3 separate regions of the Homo sapiens genome follow, and regions 2 and 3 are each linked to region 1. The links are chromatin loops, found by intact Hi-C in ENCODE. Cell type or tissue: IMR-90. All regions are shown on one strand. Links, peaks and the distances in the headings refer to the core of each region. The heading gives the core; the rest is flanking DNA.

The links. Peaks named below come from ENCODE experiments on the same cell type or tissue, not always from the same donor. Only the 100,000 strongest peaks of a DNase experiment are listed, where the experiment ranks them.
Region 2: a loop joins it to region 1, with 2.9 times the contacts of the local background. A loop is called at or near these places in 13 of 110 quality-filtered maps.
Region 3: a loop joins it to region 1, with 8 times the contacts of the local background. A loop is called at or near these places in 13 of 110 quality-filtered maps.

Annotation. Positions count from the first base shown.
Region 1 is chr4:176,273,287-176,281,769 of GRCh38, forward strand. It overlaps a transcript of ASB5 not described here. Among named protein-coding and RNA genes, the nearest start is that of ASB5, 8.3 kb to the left of the region's middle. In IMR-90, for the core only: a CTCF peak has its summit at 4,459; a DNase peak (open chromatin) is centred at 4,455; H3K27ac peaks cover 222 bases.
Region 2 is chr4:176,337,206-176,345,688 of GRCh38, forward strand. No RefSeq gene overlaps it. Among named protein-coding and RNA genes, the nearest start is that of SPCS3-AS1, 21 kb to the left of the region's middle. In IMR-90, for the core only: a CTCF peak has its summit at 3,938 (motif pointing left); a DNase peak (open chromatin) is centred at 3,916.
Region 3 is chr4:176,030,122-176,038,604 of GRCh38, forward strand. No RefSeq gene overlaps it. Among named protein-coding and RNA genes, the nearest start is that of WDR17, 31 kb to the right of the region's middle. In IMR-90, for the core only: a CTCF peak has its summit at 4,572 (motif pointing right); no DNase peak of the experiment used is centred there.

The sequences.
Region 1 (8,483 bases), core at 136-8,135:
CAGTGAATACAAACTAAGAAAAGTCATATACCCATAAATTTGAAGGCCAATGATGGCTGATAAAGGGAAAGAGAAAAAAGTATGCAAGTTGTCACGGTAATATATTCACTATTGCATTTAAAACACTACTGAAAACATAATCCTCATTTTTTTTGTTTTGTGAAATCTCGTGAGAAAAAAAAATAAAGGCAAATGGAACCCTTAGATGTTCATTTGGTCTCTTGCCATACTACCAGTATGATGGAACAAAAGAGTAATTTCTGCTAGCATTGTGATAATCCATCAAAAAGATATTTAGCCACAAAAAGGGTCATTAACTTAGACTGCATCCAGGTTCTTTGGAGAAAATCACTAGCTTTCCCCAGAACACAGAACAGCCTTTCTCCTAAAAATTGAGTTACATCAAACATCACATATTGAGATCTGCCCTAACTAGAAATTGCTTTAGGTTAAATGAGCTCTATTCGTATATATATGTTGTCCAGAAAAACTTGGCTGAAAGCTGGTAGTTCTGCATATATAAGAGTTTAAAAAATAGATTTCTTAAAACCATTAAAATTCTTGCTATATGCCAAGAAATTTTCTACACAGTTTATTAGAATGAAATGTTAGGAATTTGGTTTTTTGTTTTCTTATAAACCCAGCATTTCTTTAATGGATCGTATCTTGCCCAACCTAAGTCCATGTACTTATCTCCCGGCTCTCGAGAAGGTTACTTGACCAAAACTAGCCAAGAAAGATATTTCTGGGACTTCTGCTGGAGTTTTGGAAAAAGTGCTCTTCCTCTGCAGGGGGAGGCTAAGATAGCAAGATCTAAGCTTAAAGATGCTGGAGGTATAACTGACAGTAAAGAAATAGCTCGCCTAGGAATTCAGCCAATAAAAAGAAATGCACAGCTGAGATTTGAAAAGGCAGCATCACGGTACCTTCATTGGAGCACCTGGATCTAGTTAGTTGCACCTGAAGTAGCTGATCTGACAGTAATATAGATTTGACAGTAATATGAAGTAATAAAGTCATTTTTGCTGTTGTTAATCAAATCAATTTGAATTGAGGGCTTCTCTCACTTGTACGGAAAAAAAACCCCTGATATATTTATATTTTCTGGAGTCCTTGTAAAGAGAAATTATGAAGCGGGTATCATTATCCCTTCTGTACAACAGATGAAGAAACAGAGACTGAAAGAAGGTAAGGAATTTGCACAAGATTATACATCTTGAAGTGGAAGTACTGAGATTCCCACCCAGGTTTTTTGCCCTGCAGTGCCTCTCAGGTTATTATTCAGATGTTAGTGTTGAAACATGGATAATTGCCTGGTTTAACCACTGTCCTCTGAGGTAGCCACACCCTGTGATCTACAGTGTACATTTGTGCCCTGTGTGGGTTATAAATAGCCTTTGGCTAAATAGTGGAGTATGTCACTGGGCCAAAGCTGATGTGCCTCACCCAAATCTTCTATGATTAAGAATTTGTTCTAACCATCTCATTTTAACTAACCACATATTTGAAAGACTATTGAAAGGGAAACCTTTCAATGACATCATTTTGAAGATCCAAAGCATGGGACTACATTAGAAGTGAAATGATACCACAGTGATCTTTCCAGTACTTCCAGCATAGCAATTTTTTTTTTTTTTTTTTTTTTTGAGATGGAGTCTTACTCTGTCGCCCAGGCTGGAGTGCAGTGGCACTATCTGGGCTCACTGCAGCCTCCATCTCCCAGGTTCAAGCGATTCTCCTGCCTCAGCCTCCTGAGTACCTGGGATTACAGGCGCATGCCACCATGCCTGGCTAATTTTGTATTTTTTAGTAGAGACAGGGTTTCACCATGTTGGCCAGGCTGGTCTTGAACTCCTGACCTCAGGTGATCCGCCCGTCTCGGCCTCCCAAAGTGCTGGGATTACAGGCATAAGCCTCCGCATCAGGCCCTGCATAGCAATTTGATCAGCATTCTTATACACGTGTATGAATTAATAATGATCATTTCTTGAGGTAAAATATATGATTTACCCTGGAACATGGCCAATTGGCTAATAAAATTGGGGTCTAGGAGGACCCTGTTTAGGATTCTAAGATTATAGTTTCTTTAACAACATAAGTACTGCCTTGTGTGCATGCATTTCAAATCTATTTTAACTCCAGTTATGAATTTTAGAGAAAAAAATTATATTTTAAACATGTTCTTATTAGACTTATAAATTTAATACTTTTTATATAACATGAGCAATACTAGTACATAGTTCACCTTTCTCCAGCAGTTTACACAGTCAACTTAGTACTCTTCCTGCTTCCATCTCCCAGCTCCCTACGATCCCATAGAATATGAGCAAAGGGGAGCCTCAGCACATGTCTGCTGGGGCTGCAGGAGTCACTCTGGTGACCACCACTCAGCCTCTGGCTAGTCCCTGCTAGCCTCTGGTGCTTCTATCCTGGAGGAAGGAAGATAAGCACTAGTCATGCACTAGCTGGTAATATTCCCATCTTCATACTTGCAGGCAATAATACAAACCTGGAAATTGGGAACCTGTCAGCTGTCTGGGGAATTCAGCATCTGGCTGAGTCCCCTCTCCCTCATCCCCACTGCAGCGAGGCAAGCAGGAGGTAGAATTTATTCTTCCACCTGTGTATAGAAGACAGAAAATGAGCTGGGCTTCATCTTTTCCTTGTTAAGCTTAATGGGATAAAATAATATGTGAAAAGGATACTACATATTCAACCTTGCTCTAATTTCAAATATCTTACCCAGTGTAGTAAAACATAAACTAAGTTCAAGTATTGCCTCTACCATAGATGTGTAATCTTGGACGATCTGGTAACCCTCCCTGCACCTCCACTTCCTTACCTGTAAAGAGTTCCATGATAAAAGTATCTACTTCACATGTTGGGAGGTTTAAATGCAATAATTCATATGAAGCACTCACTCGCCTGCACTGTAAGAGCTCAACAAATATTAGCTACATTGTAATTATTACTTTTACTTTGTTATTTAAGTTAAATTAGAATCTGTTGCATGCCAGGCACTGAAATTTTACTGTGTGCTTGTCTAGTGAAATGTCCAACTTCCAATAGTACCATACTCACTGCCTACTGTAGACATGTAACTATATAAAGGAAATCAATCAGCCCCCCTCTGGTGTTAGGAAATATATCCATTTCTATAATCAGAATTCATAACCAATGTTATATATAAAACAAATGATGTATTTTTTGCTCCATGGTATGAAAGATAGCTGTAACTTCTTAAGAAATGTACACATCACAAATATTCTGAGTAATTTCATCTTCCCAGGCTCCATAACAAAGTCACTCAATAGTTTGATATATCCTGGGAAGACAGCAGATATTTTGGGTTTTAGAAATAAAACATATCCCACACTGGCATCCATGGCTCCTGATTTAAGAAATCAAGGCTCTGGAACTGGGAACTCTTACCTGAAGATGTGATCGTGGCAATGATAATAAGAATAGTAACAGCAAATACATCTTGTTGTATATTACCGTAACCCTAACGCAACCCGTGAATTAACTGAAGTTGTACCAGTAGGGAAATGAAGACAACAAAAAGTACACGGCCACCTTAAAGCCTCGACATTTGCTCTGATGAGCATCTAGCAGCTGACATGCTGTATGTCCCAGGAAAATCAGGATAAGTCAGCAGAAAGTGGTAGGCAGGCAGGGCAAGGTCTTCAGAAGAACTAGTTGCTCTAGTTATGAGCCGTGTGAACTCAGGCAAGTTCCTTAATCCCTCTGAGCCTGTTTTCTCAACGATGAAAACAGGAAAATAGTTATGTTACAGGCCCATTGGAAGGGTGTATGAGAATATGCCCTGCATTTTTAATTTCCTTTTAAAGGCAGCCCCGCAACTGGTGAGCCCCTGATTTTATCCTTTTCAAAAACAGTAAACAAACCTGCCCCAGAGTAATTTTTCAAACTCCAGCTTACCGCTACCAAATAACTGCAGCTTACTGCTCCGCGTCGCAAGTCAAGATGTGGCTCCTTCATTCACACACATCTCTTGAGCGCTTCCCGTGTGCCAGGTGCTATAGGGCACACAACAGTGTGGGGATTACAGCAGCGAGCAGGCAGGTGAGGACTGTGCTGTCATAGTGTTAAACTCATCAGCTGACACAGTCGGGACTTGCAGCAAGTAAAATACCCAGTTTTTCAAGCAATCGATTTTCTCTCGATCCTGCACTTTGTTTTGCTCTTTCCTTTATCTAGTACCAGAATGTCAAATCAATAAAAAGTCGAGTGAAGCCTTTATTTGTCCACCAACCTCAGCATTAGTTTAATGTTTATATTCTCTCCTTGTCTTTCTCACTTGGACAATTCTCAAGCCTCTATTTTGCTTTCCAGTTACATTCTGGCTTCATTTTTTTTTTTTTTTTTTTTTTTTTATGGTAACTGCCTCCGAGCTTGGCTTGGTCACACTTTCTATGTAGAGTCCTTTGGGGAGCTCCCCCGCCTGGCCTCTGTCTGTAATATCACCAAAGGCAGTAATGGGCTTTGGCAGTGTTTTGCAAAGACCAACAAAGATGAATATCATTATACTGAGGTCCATGAAACCAAGATCAGATTTTTTTTGTGAATGGCAAGGGAAGGCAGACTGCACAAGAACACTGAAGGGACTGAACTCTTCAGCCTCTTGCATATTTATCACATGAATTTGGCAACTCATACATGGAGAGAATGAAAACTCGCTCCCCGAACAAGTGAGGAAACATTCATGAGGAACCGAATGGGGTCGACAGGTAAGCACGCTTTGCCCATATTTGACTTGTGGAGAGTCTCTTCAGTTTACCAACCTTGCTACTCAAATGAGCACATTTTATATGTACCTAATTTTTGTGCAATGGTTTACTGTAAAGAACATTTGCAGCATATGAAAGGGGCCTGGTCGTTTATTCTAAGGTTATATGAGATTATGTTGGAGGCATTCCTTGCCACATATGAACATCTCTAGAAAGGCAGCATTGCCTCTGGAGGAGGAGCACCTTGGTTTGAATCTTAACTCTCCTACTTTTCCTCCTGTGACCTCGGGAAGTTAATTAACCTTTCTATGCCTCCATTTCATAATTCGTAAAATGCGAATACTAATAATAACTATCTCAATAGGTTGTCAGAATGATTAAATATTAAATATGTCAGTACTTAAAAGTATTTGGAATAATGTCTAGCACATACTAAGTGCTTTATAAAAATTTGTTAAATAAATAAGTTTTGAAATAACAAAATATATGACAAGTAAAACCAACTGTTGAAGACCAAGTTGGAAGATGAAGCCTGGTACGTAGCTTGGTGTAAGAAACTCCAATAACATAGCTATATCCTAAGTTTAAATATGAATGGCCTCTCATTACCCACAAGAAATTAAAATTCAAAGGAATCCTGAGCATGTTCATAAAAGATATATTCATATTAACCAAAACTGAAAACAACTCAAATTTTCATCAAGAGGAAACAAACTAACTCTGGTACATTTACATAACATAATACAGTAGAACAATAAAAGGAATAAGCTACGAATATGTGCAAAATGTAGATGAATCTCAAAAACTTACTTTGAGCAAGAGTACGTTATATGATTTATTTTATATGAAGTTTAAAGTCAACAACATAAATATATGACTATTGAAATTAAAGGACATTGCTGCGGGGGATAGGATGAGTTGGAGATTTGACTAGAAGAGGAAATGTGGTAACTTTCCAGGAATATTGGAACATCATCTGTCTTTCAGTGATGGTAACATGGGAATACACATTTGGGGGAAAAAACCCTCAACAAATTTTTATTTAAGATGTGTGCAATTCTACACTGTGTAAATTATACTGCAATTAAATAAAAACTATATTGCAAAGATAAATAAATCTTCAGTTCTGGTAACGGCAGGCTAGTTAATTCAGAACAAACCTCCCATTGGAGACAATGATTTCTAGATGAAACATTAAACCATGCTTCTAGTTGCATCTAAAAGCTATAAAGAAAATGAGAAAGCATCAGACCAAGAATCCAGGACAAATAGAAAATCCAAAGAGGAGAGCATGGACTCTGGGACCACTTTTTTTTTCAGGTGCCTTTTTATTTTACTTTTTTATTTTTATTATTATTATTTATTTTATTTTAAGTTCTGGGATACAAGTGTAGAACGTGTAGGTTTGTTTTACATAAGTATACGTGTGCCATTGTGGTTTGCTGCACCTATCAACCCATCATCTAGGTTTTAGGTCCCACATGCATTAGCTATTTGTCCTAATGCTCTTGCTCCCTCACCCTCCAACCCCCCACTGGCCCCGGTGTGTGATATTCCCCTCCCTGTGTCCATGTGTTCACATTGTTCAACTCCCACTTATGAGTGAGAACATGAGGTGTTTGGTTTTCTGTTCCTGTGTTCATTTGCTGAGGATGATGCTTCCAGCTTCAACCATGGCCCTGCAAAGGACATTATCTCATTCCTTTTTATGGCTGTATAGTATTCCATGGCATATGTGTACCACATTTTCCTTATCCAGTCTATCATTGATGGGCATTTGGGTTGGTTCCAAGTCTTTGCTATTGTAAATAGTGCTGCAATAAACATCCATGTGCATGTTCTTTATAGTAGAATGATTTATATTCCTTTGGGTATACACCCAGTAATGGGATTGCTGGGTCAAATGGTATTTCTGGTTCTAGATCCTTGAGGAATCACCACACTGTCTTCCACAATGGTTGAACTAATTTAAATTTCCACCAAAAGTGTAAAAGTGTTCCTATTTCTCTGCAGCCTCACCAGCATCTATTATTTCTTGACTTTTTAATAATCACCATTCTGACTAGTGTGAGATGGTATCTCATTGTGGTTTTGATTTGTATTTCTCTAATGATCAGTGATGTTGAACTTTTTTCATATGTTTGTTGGCCGCATAAATGTCTTCTTTTAAGAAATGTCTGTTCATATCCCTTGCCTCCTTTTTGATGGGGTTGTTTTTTTCTTGTGAATATGTTTAAGTTCCTTGTAAATTCTGGATACTAGACCTTTGTCAGATGAGTAGATTGCAAAAATTTTCCCCCTTTCTGTAGGTTGCCTGTTCACTTTGATGATAGTTTCTTTTGCTGTGCAGAAGCTCTTTATTCTAATTAGATCCCATTTGTCAATTTTGGCTTTTGTTGCCATTGCTTTTGGCGTTTTTGTCATGAAGACTTTGCCCATGCCCATGTCCTGAATGGTATTGCCTAGGTTTTCTTCTAGGGTTTTTATGGTTTTGGGCTTTACATTTAAGTCTTTAATCCATCTTGAGTTAATTTTTATTTAAGATGTGTGCAATTCTACACTGTGTAAATTATACTGCAATTAAATAAAAACTATATTGCAAAGATAAATAAAGGAAGGGGTCCAATTTCAGTTTTCTGCATATGGCTAGCCAGTTTTCCCAGCACCGTTTATTAAATAGGGAATCCTTTTCCCATTGCTTGTTTTTGCTGAGACCACTTTTGCTCCAGGAACATTTGCTATGAGGAAGAGATGGCAGGGAGATAAAGCAATCCTCATACAGTCTCTTCAGGAAAGCGGAAATAAAAGTTGAAGAAACAGGCCTACCAAGATTGAGGACCATAGCAAATGGAATGCTGAACACTTAGACTTGACATCCAGAAGAGCTGAAATCTAGCAGTAAGAATGAGTAAGCCAGAAGTACATGAGCCCCTTCAATGTCTGCATGGGCAATAAAATTTTAATCCTTGAAATTGGATTAAGGTGATTCAAGATTGCTAGTGCCCATAGGCACCTAACAAAAAGAAACAATGCTCTCTGGAGGAAGGTAATGTTCTAGGGCCTAAATTTTTCTATACATGTTTTTCAAACAGGGTTAGGATTCATTCAAAAATAATAAGGAAACACACAGAAAGACACATCAATATGAATGAGAACTAGCACAAACAGATATAGACCCATAGGTATTTCAGATAGTGAAGATAAATTTATTTAGTATTTTATTAAGCTCACAAAGATAGAAGTCAAATTTTAACATTTCAGCAGAAAAGTGGAATCTTTAAAAAGAACATCACAGATTTAAAGCAAAAGAAAAAAATGAAAATGAAAAGAAAAAGAGAAACCCTAGAACTAGAAAACATAGTGTCTAAAATTAGTAACTCAATGGTTGGGTGTATCATCAGCAGATAGATGTAACTCATAGTTAGCACCTCTGAAGATGTCAGGAGAAACTACCCAAGATGAAAGAGACGGAAGCAAGAACAGGAGGAATTGAGGATATAATTAGAAAACCTAACATATATTTAATAGAGGTCATAGATTTAAAAAATGGCCAACAGCAAAATTTGCAAATGTAATGGCTGAGAATTTTGCAAATCTAATGAAAGCTATCAATCCACACATTGAAGAAGCCCAATGACTCCCAAGCAAGCTAATTAAAAATAAAAATCTGGGCCAGGTGTGGTGGCTCAGGCCTGTAATCCCAGCACTTTGGGAGGCCAAGGCGGGTGGATC
Region 2 (8,483 bases), core at 70-8,069, 64 kb after region 1:
CCTTTTGATCAATCAAGCTTCTTAATATAATCAAATGTATCAGGCTTTTCTTTCATTCAATAATGCTCTTTTAACCTTTCTCCCAGCTTCTTCAGTGTTATGAAATAGAAAGTGTCTTAGTTTTGAAGTCAGCAATATCTGGGTTTGGATTCTGGTATAGCCACTTTCTAGCAATGTGAAATTGGCTAAGCAATGCTCACTAGAGTAAGTTGTCTAAGCCTTATGTTTGATATTCATTGTTTGTGCCTGGCATTATTATGTGTGCTTTGCATATATTAAACTGAATGCTAACAACAACCCTACGAGGTAGGTACTATTATCATTCCCATTTTAAAGAAAAAGAAGCTGAGATCAAGATAGGTGAGTAACTTGCTCCAGGTCAGTATGGTAGGTAGTGGTAAAGCCAATATTCAAAGCCTGGCACCTGCACTAGAGCCTGAACTCTCCTCCATACAGACTGTGCTTCTTCCTCAGAAACATGGGAATGAGAATACCTTTCTTTTAGAATTGCTGTGAGCAAAAAAATATGTATGGGAAAGGACTTCCCAGCATTTTTAGTACATAGCAGGTTTTTGTTATTTCTGTGAAATGTAGCAGAGTTGAGGAAACAGAACCGAACGGAACACAAACATTAAAGTCTCTTTGCAAAGTCATATGTATTTTTTTTTTTTACAGATAATTGTAGAGCAAATTGAATAATTCTTTTACCTTGTTCAGAACAATGAGTCTTTCTTCAGTATCTTTGGTGTAGGAGACAGATGTTCTCTGAACAACAGACTTAGTATTTTTCTGGTAAGAATAGAAAAAAATCAATTTCTTAGCTCAATCATATAGATTAATTTCTTAATGATCTTGAAGCGTATAGGAAAATATACCCTCATTTTAACCATGTGGCCTAAAAAGGGCCAGAGAAAACAAATAATAAAGCTTTGAATGGAAGTTGGCGTGAAAGACAAAATGCACCAGGCAATAAAGATAATTTTGCTTTAGATATTATAATAGGGAGAATTTTCATTTCTGCAGCAGAATGTGTCAAAGAAATGAAGGAGGCTTGGGGTTTTATAGAGGCAGGTAAACAAGGGAGTCAAGGGGAAGGATGGGGGGGGTCAGTTCTTGGATATGCCAAGGGAGGTGGTTCCTTGAAGTTAACTGTTTCTCACAACATAAAAGGTTTTTTTTTAAAACCATTGCTTTTTCCTGGGAGCACAGGGCTCTGGAAATTTTCAACAATGTCACTGCCTTTAGGAAAGCTAAGAAAAATACGGAATCCTCTACTGTGACAGCAAGGATATGGGTCAGTATCCAGGCAGTGACAATGGTCAAAGCAAATGTGTAACAAACCTAATCAGGAGCCTAATCCCCTAAAGAGATGAGGAACCCAAAATCCAAAATGATTTATAACTTTAACTTAAAGACGGATAGTTCACTGGCCACCGACCAGCTCTTTGCACTTGATTGTAAATCAAGAAATTCAATTAAATATTTGCTCAGCATCTTTTTTTTTTCTAGCAAGTTCTTTATTTTAATTTTAACTTGAAATCAGTGCATTATATTAATAACTCCATTGGTCGTTTGTCTACTTAACAATCTTTGATGATCTTTCCCATAGTGAAATGATCCTATAAAACCATTGACAGGTTCTAAGATTTTTCCTTTGTCTACCCATCCCTACTAACTAGAAATACATTTCTGGGAAGTAGTCTAACAATAATTTCAGTTTTGAAAAGGGTCATGGATGGTAAGGAGACTATATTGTTTAAAGGCCTTTATTGATCCTTTTATAGATTTACTGGAAGTTGAAAACTAGCACAAAGAGGTCCCCTGTACTCCTTCACCTAGTTCTCCCTCATGGTGACATCTTACTAACTATAGTTCAGTATCAAAACATAGAAATTGATGTTGGTACAGTTAATAGACTATTCAGATTTCATCCATTTTACATTGTTCATTTGTGTGTGTTAGTATCTTTAATGCGCCAGACATTGCTTATACTCTGGAATGGAATGTGGTGATACAGACAGTTCTTCAAAACACTTTACACTTTCTTGGGAGGTGTTTGGTTTTGTTTTGTTTTGTAATGTGGCCTCAATTCTCAAACCTGCCTTTAAGATTTCTCCACTTGTCTTAGAGAGTCAAGAATTAAAGTATTCCAACTGCAGTGAATATTAATTAAAGAATAAATATATTAAAGTGGGTTGGAGGCAGGGGAATAACATGTCACTTGTCACATTGAGCCAGCTAGTTAGAATTCTCCTGACGGATGCAAAGGCCTAGGAAGCTTAAGTTCCTAGATAGCTGAGAATCTTTGCCATGAGTGAAAACAATAAGGAACATCACTACCTGGTTGGAATTGCCAAATTTGGCCAGGCGGATCAGTCCTTTCAAATCTAAGTCTCTGTGTTGGTCATTTTCCTTCCAGCAAGGAAGATCCATTATTTAACAGGTATACAATCTCCAGGAAAACCTATGAAAGGTCTGTCAGTATCTTCTGTGCTTTTATAACACATTCATAACACACACACAAAATTACAGTTAAAGTTTCACAAAATACATACACTTATGGGGATATGCTTATTTATTCTTTCATTCATTTTTTTAAAAATTGGTGGTTATTACCTGGTAAATCAATTTCAGGACCGTTGTTTAAAAGAAAAGTCAGTTCAAACAGTAGTAAGAATTGTTAGGTTGGTGCAAAAGTAATTGCTGTTTTTGCCATTAAAAGTAATGATAATAACAGCCTAAAAGTTTTCATAATAAGAGCTACAATTTACTGGCTACCTATTATGTGGTAGGTGATTTTCCAAGAAAATGACCAGTCATAACATTCTTGGGATTCATTCATTCAACACATAGTTATTGTGCTCCTATTTGCTAGGCATTGTTCTAGTTGACAGAGCAGTGACCAAAGCAGGAAAAAAAAAAATTCGCTAATGGAATTTACAGTCTAGCAGGGAGAATGTTTAACAGACACATGAGAAAATCATATTTCATGTCATAGGATGTAAGTACTATGAAGATAAATAATTAGGGAAGGGAGATAAGGAGTACTGGGATGCTAGTTTAAGTAAGATGGTCATGGCAGACTTCTTTCACAAGGTGATATCTGAAGGAGATGAAAGAGAAAGCCGCAGGGATACTGGGTGGAAGAGAAATCCTGGCTGAAGGTGTAGCAAGAGCCAGACCTTGAGGCAAGACACATATTGGAGAATTCAAAGGATAGGACAGTGGAGTTATGATTCAAATGCAAAACAATAGACTCAGGACATTGAGCTCAGGGTCAGACTTAGAGGGTCCTGAACACAGGTCTAGCTGACTCCAAAGTCAGTGCACTTTTACAAATAACCACATGTGCTACTGACTGCTCATCTACTATGTGTCATTTTCCAAACTCTTGCTCTAAATATTTGATGGCCATCTAACGTTTTCTGGTTAACTAAAAGAGTCAAATTACCCCTGCTAGAAATCACATTTCAAAGGAAATTGTCAACAAAAGAAATACACTCAGGACTACAAGCTTTCCAAACATTAATAAGAGGCAAATATGTCTAGTGCATTACTGTTTCAATTAATTAAATGATTAGTGAGATAGCACTGGAGAATCATTTTCACTATAAACGAAATATTTTTTAATCTAGTGTAAGCAGTAAAGTCACTAGAGAGGAAAGTAATTTTTCCAGTTTCCTGATTTAAAAATTTCTTTCTTTACGATAAAACGTGATAGCACCAGAGAGCCTTTGGCATGGCATTATGCACTGTGTAGACCTGATACCCTGAAGCTTTGTATTTCATGTTACCTTTATGAGGCGGAAAGTCTTCACACTGGCCAGATATGTGCTTGTGAAAAGGTTGGGTAAAAACAGTGCAATCATTACAGTGGTTTTTTCCCGAATGGGTTTTTTTTGTTGTTTTTTTTTTTTGCTCATAACTGGTCCTTTGGTGCCCTCTGGTGATACAGCTCATGAAAACAAGTACTAGATCGCTAATTCTCTCTCTCACACTATAGTATTGCCATCTAATGTACACAGTTTACAACACCAAAATGCAGAAAGAAAAATTACCCACAAGAATAATTGTACACTTATCAGTTTATTTAGTCTTGCCTCACATAAAAATTGCTAAAAGCTTTGAGTTGAGAGTGGTAATGTAAGAGAAAGCAATCTCTAACTTTGTGGGGTTTTTTTTTTGTTTGTTTGTTTTTTTAGTTTTTAGAACATGAGACACCTTCTCACTCTGTCACCCAGGCTGCAGTGTAGTGATGTAATCTGCACTCACTCTGGCCTGGACCTCCCAGGCTCCAGCAATCCTCCCACCTCAGCTCCTTGAGTAGCTGGGAACACAGGAAGGCGCCACCCCGCCCTGCTAATTTTTGTATTTGTAGAGATGAGATTTCACTATGTTGCCTGGGCTGGTGTTGAACTCCTGAGCTCAAGTGATCCACCCACCTCAGCCTCCCGAAGTGCTGGGATTTACAGATGTGATCCACTGCACCCAGCAGCAATGTCTAACTTCATAAACTGAGACTATGCTAATCAGTGACAAAGAACAAAATTTTTAAATTTCTAATAGACTAACAAATAAATCAGTCTTACCACTTCTCTGTGCAGATTGCCAGTAAATCTCCTTTCATTGAAACAAGGCAAATAAATTAAACATGGTGAATAACCCACTGACAGAAAGCATGGTATTTTTCTGGGCAATCTGAACTACAAATTGGCTGACAACAGGAAACAGTATGGCCCTACACTACATGATTTTCTATCATTAAAACTATGGAAATATTTTCCTTGTCCTCATGTCCTCATAGATATGTCTCTTTTAAATAGCATAGAGCTGGATTTTTAAAATCCAATCTGGTAAGCTATTTAAATTTAAATTGGTGGTTATAGTGATTAATAATGTAGTTGGGCTTGTTTTGCCCCTCTTATTCATGTATAATGTATTTTTATACTTGTTTTGTTCATATTGTTTTATTTTGAATTAATTGAATCTTTGTCTTTATTTTATTATTTTGTATTCATTGATTTAAAAAATTTTATGTTAACCTTGAAATACTGTCATGCAGATTTAATAAATTCTTAAGCTAATGATTCTTACTAGTTAAAAATGTAAAGTATTAAGAATGTGAGCTCCACGAGAGCTGGGATTTTTGTCTTTGTCCATTGCTGTATTCCCAGAGTCACAGGATCCTTGGGGTGTTGTCGCTTTTCCAGCCAGAAACCTCTGTGGCTGCTGGTGCCTTTGCCCAAGTTTTGCTCAGGCCTGCTGGGCTCATTCTGCCCACTTAGCCTGGCAGGCTGTGCTCGACTCGCGTTACTGGCCTGGATCCCTCACCTGCCAAGGGCAACCCCAGTGCAGAGTATTGAGTGGTGTGTGAGCAAGCGAGTGTGGGGTTCAGTCACTGCACACACTGAGGTACGCCTGCTGTGGTGGGGTGGACAGCTCCAGGTGTTGGCAAGGGTGCTGGCTCCCTGCTAGACTGTGGCTGGACCAGGCATACCACAAGCATCTTCCATGGCTGGCACGGGGGAACATGGTGGTGTCCACAAGCTTGGAGATGCCAGGAACTGCAGACCCCCAATGAGGGCCTCACAGCCCTGGCTTGGGAGCTCCTAGATCTGGGCTCCTCGAAAGGCTGCAGGTCTTCTCTTTTTCTCTCTTCTTTCCTCCTTGTTGCCTGCAATGTGGTGAGCAAGGGGCATGTTTCAGCCCTGCTTGTGTTACAGCTCTTTCAGCCCTGCCATATTTGGCAGTTCCTGAGTTCTTGTCCCATGTCCAGAAAGAATGAGGTATGTGGACAAGTGGAGAGTGAGCAAGGCAAAGAGATGCTTAATTGAGGGACAGAGCAGCTCAGAGGAGACCACAGAGGTAGCTCCTCTCTGCAGCCAGGTCAACCTGTTGTCTGCAGCCCTCAGTGGAGAGGAGGCCCAGAGTTGGTAGCTCCTATCCACAGGCAAGTTGTCCCATCCTCTACCCAAGCCTGGCTGAGTCTGGGGGTTTTATGGGCTTTAGAGGGGAGATACTGCATGCTGACTGGTCCGTGGGCAGCCGTGGGCAGGCCCAGAAAAAGCACCATAAGTTTTCTATCCAGTCTGCAGAACTGATAACCTGACCCCCAGGCTTCACTCTGTCCCTGGCTTGAAGGTGGGGCTTCGCTGGGTGACCTGCTCCTTTGTGCCCAGGAGTGTGTCTACCTCCTGCCACCATCAACCTGCCATGCACAGTGCCCAGGCTGTTTGTGCCAAGGGGTGCCTGTAGGCCCTGCACTGAGCTGCTCTCAGCCCCCACCTCAGCCTCCCTCCTGTGCTTGTCAGTGCCCAAAGTCGGATGGGGGCTGAGGTGGCAGGGGCCTGGCATGTCAGCACTGCCTCAAGCACACACACACACCCAGCTAGGTTGTGACAGCACCCAGGCTCATCCTCAACTTTACTACAGAATAGGAGTGGGTGCCAGAAGCAGGGAGAGGCCAGGCATTGGGAGCAGGCAATTCCAAGCCTGAGGGGGCAGGAGGGTTTCCTGGGCTCTGGAGAGCACAGGTGTTGGGAACAGGCCCCCAAAATCCGGCCATAAACTGGCCACTAAACTGACCATAAACAAAATCTCTGCAGCACTGTGGCATGTTCATGATGGCCATGACACCCATGCTGAAGGTCATGGGTTTACTGGAATGAGGGCAAGGAACACCTGGCCTGCCCTGGGTGGAAAACCACTTAAAGGCATTCCTAAGCCACAGACTAGCATGAGCAATCTGTGCCTTAAGGACATGTTCCTGCTACAGATAACTAGCAAGGCCCATCCCTTTATTTCGGCCCATACCTTTGTTTCCCATAAGGAATACTTTTAATTAATATATAAACTATAGTAACAATGTTTATCACTGGCTTGCTGTCAATAAATGTGTGGGTAAATCTCTGTTTGAGACTCTCAGCTCTGAAGGCTGTGAGATCCCTGATTTCCCACTCCACATGCTATATTTCTGTGTGTGTGTCTTTAATTCCTCTAGCGCCGCTGGATTAGGTCTCCACGCCTGAGCTGGTCTCGGCAAGTGGCGCCCAATATGGGAGGTTTGAAACCAGGTCAAAGGGTCCCCGGAGTGATGGTTGGAGAATGTGGAACTATGCTGGAGGACACCTGAGTACTCTTAAGCAATCCCTATGGTGAGTAAGAAGGGGAGCTCGGAAGCATCAGTGTAACAATGGGACAAGTGTGGGCTCTGGTTCGTTCCACCTTGGAACCTTTTCACACTGATGATGAGGAGAAAGGAGAGTATAATGAAGTAACAGAAGAAGTAACAGAGCAAGTTTGTTTGCCTGCTAAAGCTAAAGTGGCAAAGGAGGGAGAGGTTTATCCCTATCCTTCTGCACCCCCTCCTTATTTTGAAGAAAAAGAGTGGCCTGACCCTCCAGATCTTTCTTTTCTGGAGGATGCTGGGCAAAAAGTGATTGCCCCAGTGACTGTTCAAGCAGCGCCTCAAGCGATCGCTCTCAGTTCTATTCAGGCAGGAATTCAGCAAGCTAGAAGAGAGGGTGATTTAGAGGCTTGGCAGTTCCCTATTAGAATACACCCCCCAGATCAACAGGGAAATATTATAGCTACATTTGAGCCTTTTCCTTTTAAATTACTCAAAGAATCTAAACAAGCTATTAATCAATATGGACAAGGTTCTCCTTTTGTAATGGAACTGTTAAAGAATGTTGCTGTTTCCAGTCAGATGATTCCTACTGACTGGGATGCTCTTGCTCAAGCTTGTCTAACTCTTACTCAGTTCTTACAATTTAAAACCTTGTGGGCAGATGAAGTTTCCATTCAGGCTGCTTGTAATGCCTAGGCCCAACCTCAGATTAATATAACTGCAGACCAACTTTTAGGGGTCGGCGGCTGGGCTGGTTTAGATGCACAAGTGGTCATGCAGGATGATGCCATAGAGCAGCTTAGAGGAGTGTGCATTAGAGCTTGGGAAAAAAATCACTTCAGGAGGAGAACAATACCCTCCCTTTAGTTCTGTCAAACAGGGACCAAAAGAACCATATGCAGATTTTATAGCGCAGTTACAGGAGTCTCTTAAAAAGGTGATTGCAGATTCAGCTGCTCAGGATATAGTGTTGTGGTTATTAGCTTTCGACAATGCTAATCCCAATTGCCAGGCTGCTCTGTGACCTATTAGAGGGAAAGCACATTTAGTTGATTTTATCAATGCCTGTGATGGTATCGGAGGTAATCTGCATAAGGCTACTCTGCTAGCCCAGGCAATGGCAGGACTGAGAGTGGATAAAGGAAATACTCCGTTTCCTGGAGCTTGTTTTAACTATGGGAAGCATGATCATACCAAAAAAGAATGTAGAAAAAAATCAGCGAGTCAGGCTGCCAAATAGGGAGAAAAGAAAACTGCTGAGCCTGAAATATGTCCAAAATGTAAAAGAGGAAAACACTGGACTAATCAGTGTCACTCTAAATTTGATAAAGATGGGAACCCGATTTCAGGAAAC
Region 3 (8,483 bases), core at 70-8,069, 240 kb before region 1:
GCATTCAGAGCCCTAACAGTATAAAAAAGATGAATATTCATCTTGCTCTTAATGAACTTTCCAATTGATTGAGGTAAAATGTATGCCTGAAACATATCAAGTACAAATATGTATATAAACTTTTTTTAATTATGAAAAAAGAAATATTGCTTCATTTACATATCTTTATTGATACAGGAGATTTTTCTTTTTAAACTGATATTCAAGGTAATTGATACTTGGTTCATCAAAATAAGTTTTAGCAATTGCTTCTTAAAATATCTCCAAAGGCATTATTTGACTTAATACCAGATGTAGGGCCATTCATGAATATTATTTCTTGTTCTCTTCAGGAACAGAGGAGGTTTAGTTCCTAGGATTTTTCTTACCTATGATGTTCAATTTATTGATTCTTTCAGCCTTCCCTTTTTCTGAGTACTTCAAATGAGCCAGAATTTGGTAATTCAAATGATCGTTAGAATTGCTGACAATGAAGAATTAGTATGCTCTGAAGTTGGTCTGTAGTCCTTTGATTCAAAATAAAATTGTGCTAGTTCTAGTGCTTATAACTTCAGATGACACAGAATCATTTATAGTATTATTTTCTGATTCTTGGCTACAGTCTTAGCTGTAGATACAGTTTATGTTACTGTGATTAGCGCAGCATAAAGAAATGATAAAGTATTGATGGACTGAAAAGCAGTTTTCTATGTGACTTTAAAACTAAGTAATCAACATAATTGGTGATGAGTAGTATAGAGAATATTCTATTAACTTTCATTCAAATGGCAAAAAATATATCTGTAGATTATGAGGTAAGAAAAACATCTAGCTAATTTTATGATGGTGTTTTGATTTTTAATAATTGAAAGATAAAAAAATACACATCGATTCCCTATTCTTTTTAAAGAAATCAGTGACAGGTAGTAAAATGATAAAGTCTGTATTTCTCATAACATAACTAATACTATATTCAATTAATAAATGAAACCAATCTAAGAATCTTATAGTGTCCTGAAGTTGTTGGGGAATCATTTTTATCCCATGCTGGTCTTTGTTTATCTGGCAATTGTAAGGTAGTGGACAAAAATGGGATATAGAAACATCAGAGAAGAATGAGAATGACTAAGTTAGTGTTCTGAATGTTTAGAGTGGAGGTTTTATTTAGAAAGTGCAGTGAGGCACATACAGAATGGATTCATTTTTAATTAAAGCTCTGACATCATGAATTATACCAATCATATGTGATATTTTAATGTAACAGGACCACTTGTATGCAACAACAACAACAAAAACAAGGCTGGGCACAGTGACTCATGCCTGTAACCCCAGCACTTTGGGAGGCCAAGCCGGGGGGATTACTTGAGCCCAGGATATTGACACCAGCCTGGGCAACATAGGATAACCCCGTAACTACAAAATGAAAATAAAAATAAAAAGTTAGCTGGGCTTGGTGGTGCACATCTATGGTCCCAGCTACTTGGGGAGGCTGAGGTGGGAGGATCGCTTGGGCTTAAGAGGTCGAGGCTGCAGTGAGCATTGCTTGCACCACTGCACTGCGGTCTGGGCAACAGAGCAAGAACCTGTCTCACAAAAACAAACAAACAAACAAAAACGGCAATAAAAAAAACAAACCGCCGTTAACACATACTAAGTGCTTACCATGGGATGTATGACTTTACAATGGATTAAGTTCTCATCTATTTATGAAGTGTAATTATGAAGCAAGAGGTAGCTTGGTCACATTAACATTGCTAATAAGTCCTTAAGCAACTTCTACTACAGAAGTGCTTCTCTAATTTGTCCAAACCAACACAGCACTTGGTATTCTGAGTAGTTTCTAATCTTCCTGCCGCTCACCTTATATCCTTTTTTCCTGTTTTTGTCATCCAGTCAACCTGAAGATTAATGCAGCTTCTGTAGCCCTGATCTCCTGATTCCCTGTTCAACCCAATTTATATGCAGCCTGAGGCTACTCTGGAGAGATACTTTAACACCTCCTCCCTCGTGCCTGGGGCCTTATACAATCATCACAACCAGCATTGCTGCTCGCTTGCCCAGGCCTGTGAATGACACATGTTATTACTACTCTATTTCTACTTCATGAAATTAGGTAACTGGGTCATTTACTTGTGAAAGGACTGCCTGTAGTGTGATTTCTTTTAACTAAAACTTTCTTTGCGAGGACTCAAGTATTGTATTTGGCTGCTCTTTGTCTTTCAGAGATTGGATATTATGGGTATTATGTTAATTTAAAAAGGACATTCATTCATTTAATAAATATGTCTTGTGCATCAATAAGTACATAGTAGAAATCCAGTCCTAAATGCTGTGGATATAACAGTAAACAATATAAACAAAGTCCCTGCCTTTATATTCTAGTAGGAATAGTGAGAAATAGACAGATGAGATAGGTAGATAGATAGAAGATAGATAAATGAAAGAGAAATAGGAGAGAAATGGATGATGATAGAAAACAGATTAGATGGATGGATAGAGAGATACTAGATTGGATGGATGGATGGATGGATGGATGGATGGATGCATGGATGGATGGATGGATGAATAGATAGATGATAGATAGATGGATAGATAGATAGATAATAGAAAAGAAAGGAAGAAAAAGAAAATAGATTAGGTGGATGGATAGATACAGATTAGATTAGATAGAAGGATAGTTAGCTAATAGATTAGATGGATGGGTGGGTGGATAGATAGATACAAAGATAATAGATTACATGAATGGATAGATAATAGATTAGATATATTGACAGATGAATAATATAGATTGGATAGATGGACAGTTAGGTAACAGATTAGATGGATGGATAGATGGGTGGGTGGATAGACACATAGATAATAGATGAGATGGATAGATAAATAACAGATTAGATGAATGGGTGGAGGAATGGATAGTTAGATGATAGATAGATAGATAGATAGATAGATAGATAGATAGATAGATAGATATGATATGATAGGAAGATAGATAAACAGATATATATCAAGTATTGTTGACTGCTGCAAAAGAGAACTAAAACAGGATAAGAATAATAGAAAGTAGCAGGGAAAGAGTTGCTATTCCATATAGTGTGGTCAGGAACATCTCCTTGATAAGACAACATTTCATCAGAGACCTGAAGGAAGCAAAAGAAAAACACATGAGCTTCCACACAGCAAAAATACTATCATCAGAGTAAACAGGCAACCTACAGAATGGGAGAAAATTTTTGCAATCTATCCATCTGACAAAGGGCTAATATCCAGAATCTACAAGTAACTTAAACAAATTTACAAGAAAAAAAAAACCATTAAAAAGTGGGTGAAGGATATGAACAGACACTTCTCAAAAGAAGACATTTATGCAGCCAACAAACATATAAAAAAAAAGTTCATCATCACTGGTCATTAGGGAAATGCAAATCAAAACCACAATGAGATACCATCTCACGCCAGTTAGAATGGCAATTATTAAAAAGTCAGGAAACAACAGATGCTAGCGAGGCTGTAGAGAAATAGGAACACTTTCACACTGTTGGTGGGAGTGGGAGTGTAAATTGGTTAAACCATTGTGGAAGACAGTGTGGCGATTCCTCAAAGATTTAGAACCAGAAATACCATTTGACCCAGCAAACCCATTTCTGAGTATATACCCAAAGGATTATAAATCATTCTACTATAAAGACACATGTACATGTATGTTTATTGCAACACTATTTACAGCAGCAAAGACTTGGACCAGCCTAAATGCTCATCAGTGATAGACTGGATAAAGAAAATGTGGTACATGTACACCATGGAATACTATGCAGCCATAAAAAAGAATGAGATCATGTCCTTTGCAGAAACATGGGTGAAGCTAGAAGCCATCCTTCTCAGCAAACTAACACAAGAACAGAAAACCAACACTGCACGTTCTCACTCATAAGTGGGAGTTGAACAATGAGAACACATAGACACAGGGAGGGGAACATCACACACGGGGGCCTGTCGTGGGTTGCGGGGGTAAGGGAAGGGAGAGCATTAGGACAAATATCTAATGCATGCATGTATGTGGGGCTTAAAACCTAGATGATGGGTTGATAGGTGCAGCAAACCACCACGGCACATGTATACCTTGGTAACAAACCCGCACGTTCTGCACATGTATCCCAGAACTTAAAGTAAAATTTAAAAAATGAAAAAGAAAAGAAAAACACACATAGAAATCTGGGAGAAAGGTAAGTTAGGGGCAAGGGCACACCAAATAAGACCAGTGCTTAGAGACTAAATTTTAAATTACCTATCTTGTTATGGATTTCATGTAAAGAAGATATTCTCTAGTAATAACTAAGAAAATGTGGGTGCCTATAGCAGCAGTGGATAACATTTTTCCCACGATATGAATACCCGGTAGGCCCCACAGCATGAGAAGATACATCTACAGCGTTGCAGAGAGCCTCCTCCACATGTTTAATGCCAAAGAGAAACTTTAAGTGAAGCATATTTCATTTCTTATAGAAAATGAAGATTTAAAACCCTAAAGAAAATTCTGATTCACTTGAAGAATCTGCTCTCAAATAATTGTAGTTGAAATCACATTCCCACCAGAGGTCAGCCTAACCACAGGAATGAATTGTTAATTGGCAAAGCAAACTGGTGTTGATTTTTTACAAAATATAATGCTAATGAAATTGTGGCTTAAATCTCTTTATTTCTTTATGTTGTTTTGTAGTAACTAGCTACTTGGGTGACAAACCATCATGGTTTGAGCAGATCCTTTAAGTGAATCCAATTTTTCTTCAGGTAAATTTTCCTTTTCTATTTGTAATGAAATATGCTTCACTTAAAGTTTCTCCTTTGGCATTAAACATGTGGAGGAGGCTCTCTGTAACTATGTTGTAAATGTACCTTACCACGCTGTGAGGCCATGTTATGTGCTCACATAGTGGAGAAAATTTTACCCACTGTTGCTATTGGCACCCACATTTTCTTAGTGGGGCTGAGGGATTTCCAAGGAGCAGGGAGGTGGGCCTTTCAGTACTGGAACCAGGAAAGTCCTGAGCTAATCAGGAGCAGCTGTTGACTCTATTGGAGTGACTTAAGCGTTTGCGTTTAGTCAGATTTTTGTTTTTTAATTTAGACAACCGGGCAACACAGAGTTCCGATTCAGAAGGTATAGGAAACTGAATTTTTAACAAGCTCCTTGACAATTTGGGTACAAATAGCCCTTGTTTCAAAAACACTGGTTACAAGATTTCCTATTTAAATTATCTGAAAGGGGGGATATGTTATATTAGCCTAAGAAGAGAAACACACATATTAAATACTAACTAAACAGAACAATATATTACTATAACCTTATTTTATCTTTTCCCAAAAAAATTGCTTTTACTTCATAATGAAGAAATTATTTATCCCCTATTAAACTGAGTTATTTATAAAAATACATATTTTATCCACCCTTTAGAAATAAAACTCAGTTATATAAAGTGTATATTAAATTATAATCATAATAATGATTATTGATTGCCTACCATACACTAGCTGTGTCCTAGCACATTTATATCCTTTCCTAATTTAATCCTTAAAATAACTCCGTAAAATAGGTACCATTTTTCACACTTCACAAATTAGGATACTGTAGCTCAAAGAAGTTAAGTAAATTTCTTGCACCACAAGCCTAGAAAGTGACAACCTGGAGCCCAAACATATGTCTATGGCTTAAAATTCATTTTCTTTTTTCTGAAACAACCATGGCAACTCCAGACTTTACCCTTTTTACATTTTTCAGTGTGTCTCTCCCCAGGCATTTGTGGAGAAGTTACAGAGGCCATCCTCGTTACTTACAAAGTGAATCCTTGATATATTTTTCCCAGCAGAAATAACCAGATACAGATTCTCTACCTCTGAGCAAAAGCTTCAAGCCAAACTCTCAAACTCGCTCATTTATTGTTCTCCATTGACTTAAGTCCAAGTGCTGTCACCTTTGAGATTTCAGATTTGAGTTATAAATTATCTCATTATTAGGCCTACAGAGAAAAAATTGGGTTTAAGACTGTGCTGAGTCAGATCTAAGTTAGTTTGGGGTGATAATGTGGACTATTATCCAGTTAGGATTGGCCCATGGATTGAAGGACTGCAGTCTCACCAAGAAGTGGGTCTAAACTAGGAAGGAAGTGCCAGTGGACTCCTCCTTGGAGTCTGTCTCTCATAGTTGACTACTCCATCCAAAATATCTCTTTCATTTTTCAGGTCACAATTCTCCTTGCATCCCACTTTATATTATACTTAGCTGTAATACTCTCCAATTCTGATTTTAATCTACTTTCTATTTTCACTAGGTTGAGGCTCTACTCCACTCACTCTTGGACTAGAAAATTTACGTTAGTCCTGTCCAGTCACATTATGGCTCAGAGAGTCACCATATTTTACATTGTACATGAGTTTATTTCTCTATGAAATGGAAATCTGGAAACATAATATTTTATCTGTTTTAACCATGCAACTAACCTCTGTATTTACACTGAGAGTTCTTCAAACTCTCAGAGGAGAGCTAAGGACATAATACTCTGCATTCCCCACCACCACTGGACTTTCATTTGTAAGTCACAGGCACCTGGGAAGTGTAGGCCTGTTGTCTGTGTTTCCTCCTCTTGCAGGGGTATGGGTTTTTTTTGTAATTCTCTCTGTGGTTTTTCTTCCCACAAGCCCAGCTAGAGAGTGAGACAGAGCCTCTTCTGCCCCTCACTTTCTATGAAAATCAGCACACTAAGCTTTTGGTATTAAGGGATTTACTGCCAGTTGATTCTGTTCACAGAGCACCTAGTGTTTGAGACCTTTGATTTGAAGTGGGCACGGATTTGTTGGATGCTTTTGGGAGCAGGCTGAAGAGTTGGGTTGAGACTGGTGATAGGACAAGTCTACACAGTAGACTAGTGGTGTGTAAAGTGAGACCCACGAATGGCTGGGTTTCCAGAGATCATTTACATAACATCACATTTTTTCACATAAAAATACTAAGGCATCATTTGCCTGTGTTTTTCTCTTATTCTTTCACTATAGTTTTCTAGAGGGCTCATGTGCGTGATATCACCACAGATTGAATGCAGAGCAGATAAGAGACTTCAGCAGTGATTTTCTATTAAACCATTCATTAGAGAGATTTCAAAAATGTTAAATAACATTGCTCTTCTCACTAATTTTTTTTATTTTGGCAAATACAGGTATTTTTCCTAGAAAACGTGTTATTTATGTTAACTTGCAATGAGTTAATTAGTGTTGTTTTTATAGAGATTTAGTAAAATTTTTAAATTATTAGTTTTAATTTCTAATGCCATAAATTTCAATATTACCCAAATAAACCCAAGCTCTTTGGGGTCCTCAATAATTTTTTAAATTGTAAATCATACCTTTTAATTATATCTGCTTTTTCATCTAATTGTTTGTTATAATATAATTCTCTTAATAATTGAATTATGTTTGCTTACATGTCTTCCCCCTCGATGGACCATAAATTTCCTGAAGAAATAGTCCATGTTGTTTCATCCATGTGTTTACTTCCCTAACAGAATCTCTATTACAATGCCTGAGGCACAGTTAACACCCAATAATAATTATTGAGTGAACAAATAAATGGGCAAATATCCCCCGCCTTAACTTCTTGCTCGAATGCTAAGCCATCTTCTATCAAGTGGATATTCTCCCTCTGAAGTTATCTGTGACTCAACATGTCCCCATCTTCTGCTCTATTCTCCAGCTTCCATAACGTGATTTAGTAACATCATCATGAATCAATCAATATCTCTGTCTCTCTATCATTCTGTCCTGCTCTTCTCTCCCCATGTTCTCACTCCCACATGCAGACACACACATGTGTACACATGTCACACACATACATACAGATGCACTTATTCCTGGAACACTCTTATTTTCAGTTCAAGTCCCAGCCCAAAGTCACTTATCCATTACAACAGCATTATAATTGTACCAACATCCATTTTTATTAAATTGGTGCAAAAGTAATTGTGGTTTTTGCCATTATCTTTAATGGCAAAATTAATTAAAGATAATGGCAAAAACCACAATTACTTTTGCACCAACCTAATATATTATTGCTCCTGTTGAATTGTGAATCATTTAATTGTAGAGTTCTTATTTTACTCTATTTTTAAATTTTTTCTTTAGCTTTTAAGTTCAGGGGTGCATGTGCAGGTTTGTTATATAGGTAAACGTGTGTCATGGAGGTTTGTTGTACAGATTATTTTATTACCCACGTATTAAGGCTAATACCCCCTTGGTTATTTTTCCTGATTCTCTCCCTCTTCCCTCCCTCCACCTTCCAGAATGTTCCAGTGTCTGTTGTTCTCCTCTATGTGTTCATGTGTTCTTATCATTTAGCTCCCACTTATAAGTGAGAACATGTGGTAATTGGTTTTCTGTTCCTGCATTAGTTTGCTAAGGATAATGGCCTCCAGCTCCATCTATGTTCCTGCAAAGGACATGATATCATTCCTTTTTTCTGG